2 separate regions of the Homo sapiens genome follow, and region 2 is linked to region 1. Evidence: read pairs that join two places in POLR2A ChIA-PET (ENCODE). Cell type or tissue: CD4-positive, alpha-beta T cell. All regions are shown on one strand.

The links. ChIA-PET counts read pairs that join two places held together with the same protein. Peaks named below come from ENCODE experiments on the same cell type or tissue, not always from the same donor. Only the 100,000 strongest peaks of a DNase experiment are listed, where the experiment ranks them.
Region 2: POLR2A ChIA-PET joins it to region 1 with 5 read pairs; 3 of 35 experiments call an interaction of 5 or more read pairs at or near these places.

What each region holds. Positions count from the first base shown.
Region 1 is chr2:239,368,021-239,372,020 of GRCh38, reverse strand. The region is part of intron 1 of HDAC4 (histone deacetylase 4); the gene reads left to right. Among named protein-coding and RNA genes, the nearest start is that of MIR2467, 18 kb to the right of the region's middle. RefSeq lists enhancers at 1,923-2,082, 2,103-2,422. In CD4-positive, alpha-beta T cell, no CTCF peak of the experiment used is centred here; DNase peaks (open chromatin) are centred at 1,999, 2,250 and 2,759; H3K4me3 peaks cover 1,088 bases; H3K27ac peaks cover 2,595 bases.
Region 2 is chr2:239,247,940-239,251,939 of GRCh38, reverse strand. The region is part of intron 2 of HDAC4 (histone deacetylase 4); the gene reads left to right. Among named protein-coding and RNA genes, the nearest start is that of MIR4269, 56 kb to the left of the region's middle. RefSeq lists an enhancer at 3,630-4,000. In CD4-positive, alpha-beta T cell, no CTCF peak of the experiment used is centred here; a DNase peak (open chromatin) is centred at 1,976.

The sequences.
Region 1 (4,000 bases):
GCCCTGCCCTGGTCTGCTTTGCAGCTCTGCGGGTGCAGCTGCTCCCGTCCGCCAGCTGCTGGATGTTTGTGGGGCATTGTTGAAATCTCTGATGGATGCTGCCCCCTGCCCCTCCACGGGCTCTTCACTGTTTTGGGTCCATGCCTGTGCTATCACTTGATTCCGATTTAACAATACAGGTGAATGAGGCAGGGCCGGATGCGCAGGCCCAGATCCTCATCTTTGTGCAAAAGCTTTGAGGGACCACAGGTAAAGGCCCGGGCCACGCCGACAGAGGCTCCAGTCTCCATCCTGCTTGTGCGGCCATGCCTGAGCCAGGTCCCCTGTGCTGTTGCCACACACGTGTGTGTGTGAGTGAGTCCGTGCGTATGTGTGTTTGAGGTTATATGAGTGTATTTGTGAGTGTGAATGTGTGAGCATGAGTGTTTGTGAATGTCTGTGGGTGTGTTACACTGTGAGCATGAGTGCATGTTTGCATGAATGTGATCGGGTGTGTTTAAGGTTATGTGTGTGAGCATGCATGTTTGTGTGTTTGTGTTAGTGTGTGTGAGTGCCTGGGTGTGAGTGTGCAAGTGTGATTGAATGTGTGAGTTTGAGGTTGTGTAAGTGCATGCTTGTGTTTGTATTAGTGTATAAGTGTTAGTATATGAGCGCATGGGTTTGAGTGTGCGTGTTTGAGTGTGTTCATGATTGTGAGTTTGTGGTTATGTGAGAGTGTGTGTGAGTGTATAAGGATGTGTGTATGTGATTGAGTGTGTGAGTTTGAGGTCATGTGTGAGTGACACACGTGTTTATATGTTGGACTCCTTGTTGGAGCCTGGCCTGAGTGGACGGGGCCGTGGTGCAGGCCAGAACAGGTGTCTGCACAGACAAGGTGGCCTGAGGCGCAGGGTTCCTGCCTGGACAAAGGTGGACTCTGTCCTGGGTGATTCCCTGTCCCAGCTGGGGCCTGCCCTGTGGCTGCCAGGAGCTGAGGAGTGACTGACTCTGGGGGCGACAGGCTGTGGGAAGCCCTGTGGTGTGGACAGCAGCTGCACATCAGTGGCTCCAAAGGGCAGAGGGTTAGAGCAATTGCCCTAGATGGCAGCTGTCATCGACTATCCAACTAGGAGATGAGGGGCATGTTGGTCCTTCACCTTTATGACTCATTTAGCTGTCTGTAATTCATCCCAGGAACGTTCTTAAAGTAATCATCATCATTTTGAAAAGACCCAGCATGATGCGGGGATGAGCTGTGAAGACAGGTTTTCAAGCCCAAGTCCAGTGGGTGCTCAACCAGCTCCTCTGCTCGGCTCCTCCAGGCGCCGCAGGGCTGCAGGTGCACCAGCCTTTCCACCAGGTGCCTGGCCAGCACAAGAGTCCTGCTCTCCCGGAGGCCGCTGTGCAGGATCAGCTCTGCACTATCTGTTGCCGTTAACCATACAGTGCATGACCTCCTGAAAAACACCAGACATGCTTCACAGGCCCCAGGGCTGGCAAGGCAGGGAGCAGGGAGGCCTGGATTCAGGGGGGCGCTGCAGGGAGTCCAGAGTGCCCGTGCTGACTGGGTTTGGTCTGTCTCTGGGCAAATCCAGTTTTACAAGTCTGCTAAGTAGCAGTCTTTAAAACTGCATCTTGATTGGTGTGGCACCTGTCTCCTGCCTGCGAGAACCATACCTGCTTTTACTCTACCCTTTAACAGGAGAGCCCCGAGCCATGTCTTTCAGTGGGATCGAGGGAGTTGGAACATTTCAGAGCTGTGGGGTGCCTCCCTCAGCGCAGCATTTTGGACCTCTAGCACCACTCTCTGACGGTTGTTGGTGGCCCATGGCTAAGGGTTGCATGGTTGTCTTTGCATTTTTAAACTCTGTTTTGACCCCGCAGAGCCCCTTGGGAAAAGTCGGGATGCTACCCTCACTGACCTGCCAGTCCCGGGGACACAGGGCAGACGGCCTGCCGTCCTGTACAGGGCCCCGTGCATCTGGGCGTGCTTTTCTCTGCCTCATGAAGTGTGTCGCCAGCCACGCTGCAATCATCTGTTCTTTAAGAGAAAGAAAAGTGGAGATGACAGGATGTGGCGGTCCTATGATTCTCTCCGCCCACCAGGGAGGAATGGGAAGTTCCCATCAGGGCATGACGCCACTTTCAGTACAAGCCTTCAGGCATCTGTGCCACTTCCTTTCATGCACCCTGCACTGTCCTCAGCTCCTTTAAGCTCTTCATTTCCGTTGTTTTCTATGAAAGGTGGCTACGATTCTGTGTGTTCTGCTTGAGAGAAGGTGGCCCAGGCCTGCTGAGACGTCATGGGCCGTGTCATCCAGCAACCTGGCTTCCGAGGCGCTGTGTTGAACACTTCTTGACTTCATGAGTTTATAAGTACTTCATGCCCAGCTACACCGTGTACGCGGAAATGAGAGCAGGGCTTGACCCGTCTCTTGATTATCTGCAGCAGTTTTAATTTATTTTAAAATAGAAATAGCTTTGCTTTTTACATTAAAATAAAAATGCTTTTTGTAAACAATTGCAACAATAAATAAACTTAGAAAGTAGGAGTTTAACGAACCTCTGAGTTTCGCTCACATGCTTGGGAAACCAACCGGGTTAGCGGGACTGTAGCTTGGAGACATTGCAGCCCAAGCGGCTGTCTCTGGGGAGCCCTGTGGCTCCCGGGCTGCCCACCCCCCGCCGGGCAGTCGGCTTGCTGCCACCAGCAGGTGTGAGCTCCAACCGTAGACATGCTCTTGGTCCAGACGTCCATTTATTGGGACCCAAAACTCAGAACTGTGGGCAGTTCAGACCTGGAAAGATGAAAGGGGACCGTCGGGGAATGGGCCGTGCTGCTGTCTTCCTTCCCGCTTGTTGGCATCTGTCCAAGCCTTCCCTCCTTTCTTGGAGACTGTCACCAGAGAGGGCCTGTCTGTGTCTTGTCAAACAGAGAGGATTCCTCCCTGCCGGCGAGCCTGTCCACTGCCTGTGTGTGCAGGTCCTTTGTCACCTTCCTGCAGCTTCCCTGGGGTCACCAGGGGAGTGGTGTGTCACCCGTGGGGTTGGCATTCACCTCCCCCCAGGTGAGGGCTCTCTGACGGCTGTGAATAATCACAGCAGCAGGTACCAGGATTGTCTGCGGGTTCCCATCTGCAGGGCAGCCTCAGCTGTCGATGCCGACATCGATAGTTTTGAGTAGAGTTGGGGAGGAACTTGGGCTATCACCTGGAATCAAAGCACCTTTATTTACTGCTTTGGTCCGAAAGAACGCAACACTTAGGAGGGTCCACTCCAGCAGTGATAAGCACCTCACCTGCAGAACAGGGAGGGCTGCCTGCCCAGGTCTCCCACCTCACCTGGGCAGGAGAGGCACCTGCAGCTTGAGACAGGCATGGAGAGGACGGTCCTGACCACTGAGGAGTGTCTGTGTCTGGAGGAAACAGCCTGTGCCCCTCTCCTCAGGACGGAGGCCCTTCACTTGTACCCCCCTGTTATCCCCCAATGGAGAAGGAAGTGGGTGGGCGGCTGGGACACGTCAGTTTCCAGTTTTTCTTGCTTGGCACCCTGTCAATCTTGAGTTTGTTTCAAGAAGCTGTTCTGCTGCCTTGATGAGACCCCCTCCACGTGAAGAAAGGTGAAATGCAGCAGCGCCAGCCACGCAAGATGGTACTGTGCTTTGGACGGTGCATTTCAGGGTCTTCTCATCGCCCCCTTTGCTAGTCCCTGAATTCCTCACAGCCAAGTTCCTGTGTCTCTGCGGGCCCCACATCCCTCACATCTGACATTCAGGGCCCTCCTGTGTCTCCGAAGGAAGAGGGTTGGAACACACCTGCAGAGCCACGGTTCTCAAACTCCGGAGCCCTTCACACTCCTGCAAATTAGCATGGACTCCAAAGAGCTTTAGCTTCAATGATTGAGATGCACAGGCTGACTGTCGTTCTGACGTGCTTGGGACCAGAAGTGTTCAGGCTCTCAGAGTTTTTGGATTTTGAAGTATTTGCGTATACATAATGAGATATCTTGGGGATGGGACCTG
Region 2 (4,000 bases), 120 kb after region 1:
ATTAAGTTAGTCTTGGTGTAGGGGAGGTTGTGATGTGTAGGGTATATTCATTCTGTGCATAACAGAAATGTAATAGTGATTTCTGCACATGGTACACCTGCTTCTTAGAGGATCCAGAAAAGCTGGTTTTGTTGGAGGGAGGAGTGTGCTGGAGTACTATTGAATTAAATAATAATGATGTGATTATCTTGAATGTACATTTGTACCATTGAATAATGAGCCTTGTGCAGTGGGAGAGCGTGTTCTAGAATACAAGGAGGTAGATTGGGGCATCTCAAGCAGGAGCTAGGACTGCAGGTACTGTGTGGTTACAGCTGGGGCCAGTGTGTGGAGAATGGAACTCTTTGTTTTTATTTTTTATTTTTATTTTTGGAGGCAGGTCTTGCTCTGTCACCCAGGCTGTAGTGCAGTGGTGTGATCTTGCTCGAGAGATCCTCGTGCCTCAGCCTCCCAAGTAGCTGGGACTACAGTCACACGCCACCACACCCAGCTGATTTTTTGTATTGTTGATAGGGACAGGGTCTCATTATGTTACTGAGGCTGGTCTTGAATTCCTGACCTCAAGCAATATTCCCGCCTCATTCCTCCCAAAGTGTTGGGATTACAGGCGTGAACCACTGTGCCTGGCTGGGAATGGAAATCTTTACCCAGATCACCCACGACGCTAGCTGTGGTGGCATCTGTGTGTCTCCCCCATCTTCACTTTTTAGAAATAAAATTTTGTTTGAAAACATTTTAGATATGAAAATAAAACTACGTGGTGTATATTATTCGGTAGTACCAAAATTAAGGAGAGTAAAACGTCTTGAAATCGTTTAAAGTTGAGGACATGGAAACCACTCATGTGGAAAGGCCCTTTCCACCCCACGTCATCCTCTAAGGGAGCTGACGGCGCCCACAGGGCCAGGTGCCAGCTGACGAGTCTCTTTCCAGACGTGCTGGCTGCACCGGTAAGTTGATGCAGGTCTCGAGGTGAACCAGGCGTGTGGCGGGGGCACGTGAACACACGTGGGCAGGTTCCCCGGGTCTGCAGAGGGGAGGATCCCGCCAAGGGTGAGGGAAAACCGCCCCCGAGTCCCATCTCTGGCAGCTCTTCTGCTGGGGAGGCCCATGAGCCAGTCCACTGTCGTGCCCCTTCGCTGTGGCCTCTGGCAGCGGGCTTCTGGCTGGAACACAGCAGTCCACAGTCAGGCCACTGAAAACCGTCCTTTCTGTCGAGGTCCCAGGGAGGAAGTGCCTCTTCTGGCCCCTTCTCCTTGGAGAGGCCAAGACGTTCCTCTAAAGGAGGCCCGATGCCTGTGTCACCACTGCCAGTGCACGCTGAACCCATAGCAGCTTCTGGATACTTCAGGAGAATGGCCTGCTGTGTGAACCAGTGCTTGATTTTGTACCCACTGTGTCTGCCCCAAGACAAGCTGCTGGAGGCTCCAGCCAGTGGCAGCCCCAGTGGCAGGAAGGCACGTGGAGCTGACTGCCTGGAGCTGGGCCGTGCGGGGCCCTGGACTATCTGAATCTCATGTCACATTTTCACAGCCTTCAATTCCTTGTTCTTCCCCACTGGTTCTGGCCAGGTGGCCCCGGGATCTCTGGGGAGCCACCTGCAGGGTTAGAGACCGGGTACTGAAGACACAGTGATGTTATCACCTGGACCTCTCCTCTCGGACCCCTGGGGGCCGACTCTGTGTCTTCATCAGCTGGGTTCTCAGCACCTAAGGTGATGTCTGGACCACACGTGTCTCCTGATAGTGCTTGTCAGAGTCATGGAATAAAAGCAGGGTGCTTTGTTTAACCAGAGGACATCCACGCATCCTCATAGGAGATGTGGAGCGGGGTATTCCCTGCAATTCCGATGGGAGAGGCCGCGGTGGCCATCACGGAGGATGCTGCGCTGGGCCTCCTTCCAGAGGCGGGAGGGCTGTGCACGGCCTCCTTCCAGAGGCGGGAGGCCCGGAAGCAGAGCTTCCCCTTGGATGACGCGTCACAGCAGGAAGGAGCACAGCTGTCGCGGGGTGAGAGACGGCAGAACCAGTGTGGAGCAGCCAGCTGACACATTAAACGAGTCTTCACTGCTTATGTATATTTTGTGCACATTCTTTCCTGACACAAGAGTTTTGAGTGCAGTGTGTGTCACTTAATATTCAGCTCCTTGTTTTTTTTTTTTCTTTAATAGCTCAGCTAAAGGAATGAATAAATATTTTAGAAGATTAGAGCCCCTCCCAGGATGGCGTGGTATTTGGATAGTGAGATTTCGGGTAGAGTAAAGGATGCTGCTGAAATACATGTTGTTGTAGAATATGGAGAACTTGAATTTTGAACCATTGACACAAATTCTGAACATTTTGGATTTTTTTTTTCCTGAGAAAGTCACAAAGTAATGATTCAAAGGAGGTTTAGACGTACTGTTTGCTCTTCAAAATGGTGATTGGCTCTCTTAAAATCAGCAGGTTCCATCAAATCTGCATTTTGGATTTCCGGCTTGCTTCTCCCCACTCAAGTCTCTCTGTCTTCCCTACCTGGGTGAGTGTGGCACACCCACGCCAAGTCCATCGCAGAGTCCTGATGGATCCCTTTCCCCATCTCTCCCAGCTCTCTCTCCGCCTCCCCCGCCTTCCGCAGCCCCTCCCCGCCCTGGGCGACACTCCGCATGGTGGCTGAAGTCGGAATGGAAGGTCCTTACCATGGCCTTCGGACCTGCAGCCGTGTCTCCTCTGTCTGCCCCGTGGGAACCCCCAGGCTTGTTCCCCTCCCAGGCCTTGCCCTTGCTGTTCCCTCCACCTCGTGTGTACCTCGTTGGGATCGTTGATCCCACATGTCCTTCAGGTGTCGGCTCAAATGCCACCACCTCACAGGGCCCTCTCAGGTCACTTTGTCTAAAAGAACAGTCCCTGCCGTGTTCCGCCTGCGTGATTGTTATTCCAGCACGTGATCCCACACGGTCTTCTAATTTACGTGTCATCACCTCTTCAGCAGTGGAAGTTTGGGGTGCAGGGACTTACAACACTGTGTCCCCAAAATTGTGGCCATCACTTAATCGCTAGTTCAGGAAAACTTGAATGAATGAGCCAGTGATGGGATGTTGACCTTGAGGCTTGAATGAGTCCGTGTGGAGAGGCAGAACAGCAGAGTGGGGGTCAGTTTGCTTTTGAAAGTTGGTCCCAACCTTGATCAGGATGGTCTTTATCATCTCCCTGGCTTCTTTAAAATGGGGACAATAACAGTATCTGTGCCAGTTATTTCTCTGGTGAGAACCATGAGTACTACTTCTGTGAATGAAACCCAGAGATAAGTGCCTGACCATCGTCAGCTCCTGCTAGGAGTTACTTAGCTGTTATTGTTTCTCATTTAGAATGTAAGCAGGATGTTATGTTTAGTTCTAGCAAGATATGGCAACAATAGTTTAGAAAATGAAATACATTTTCAGTGAATTGAGGCAAATATTGTCCTAAAAAGCGCTAGAGGTGGCCGGGCTCTGCAGCTCATGCCTGTAATCCCAGCACTTTGGGAGGTTGAGGCTGCGGATCATGAGGTCAGGAGATTGACACCATCCTGGCTAACACGGTGAAACCCCATCCCTACTAAAAATACAAAAAAATTAGCCAGGCGTGGTGGCCGGCGCCTGTAGTCCCAGCTATTCGGGAGGCTGAGGCAGGAGAATTGCTTGAACCCGGGAGGCGGAGGTTGCAGTGAGCCGAGATCACGCCACTGCACTTCAGCCTGGGTGACAGAGCGAGACTCCATCTCAAAAAAAAAAAAAAGTGCAAGAGGAGTAAGTCTTTCAACCCAAGGGGCGTGTTGGCTGAAGCACCTTGGAGCAGACTTTTGCTGGGTGAAGCCACCGGCCTGTCACTTGGGTAGCTGCTGGCAGGGTCAGCCTGACTCGCACAGAACATCACCGAGTGTTATGGGCGCTGGGGGAGCCCCAGCCTCACTCTCTCCCCATCTCACTGGCCACTGACCACAGATTGGTCACTTCCGAAATGCTGCCTTAAACTTGGCATCA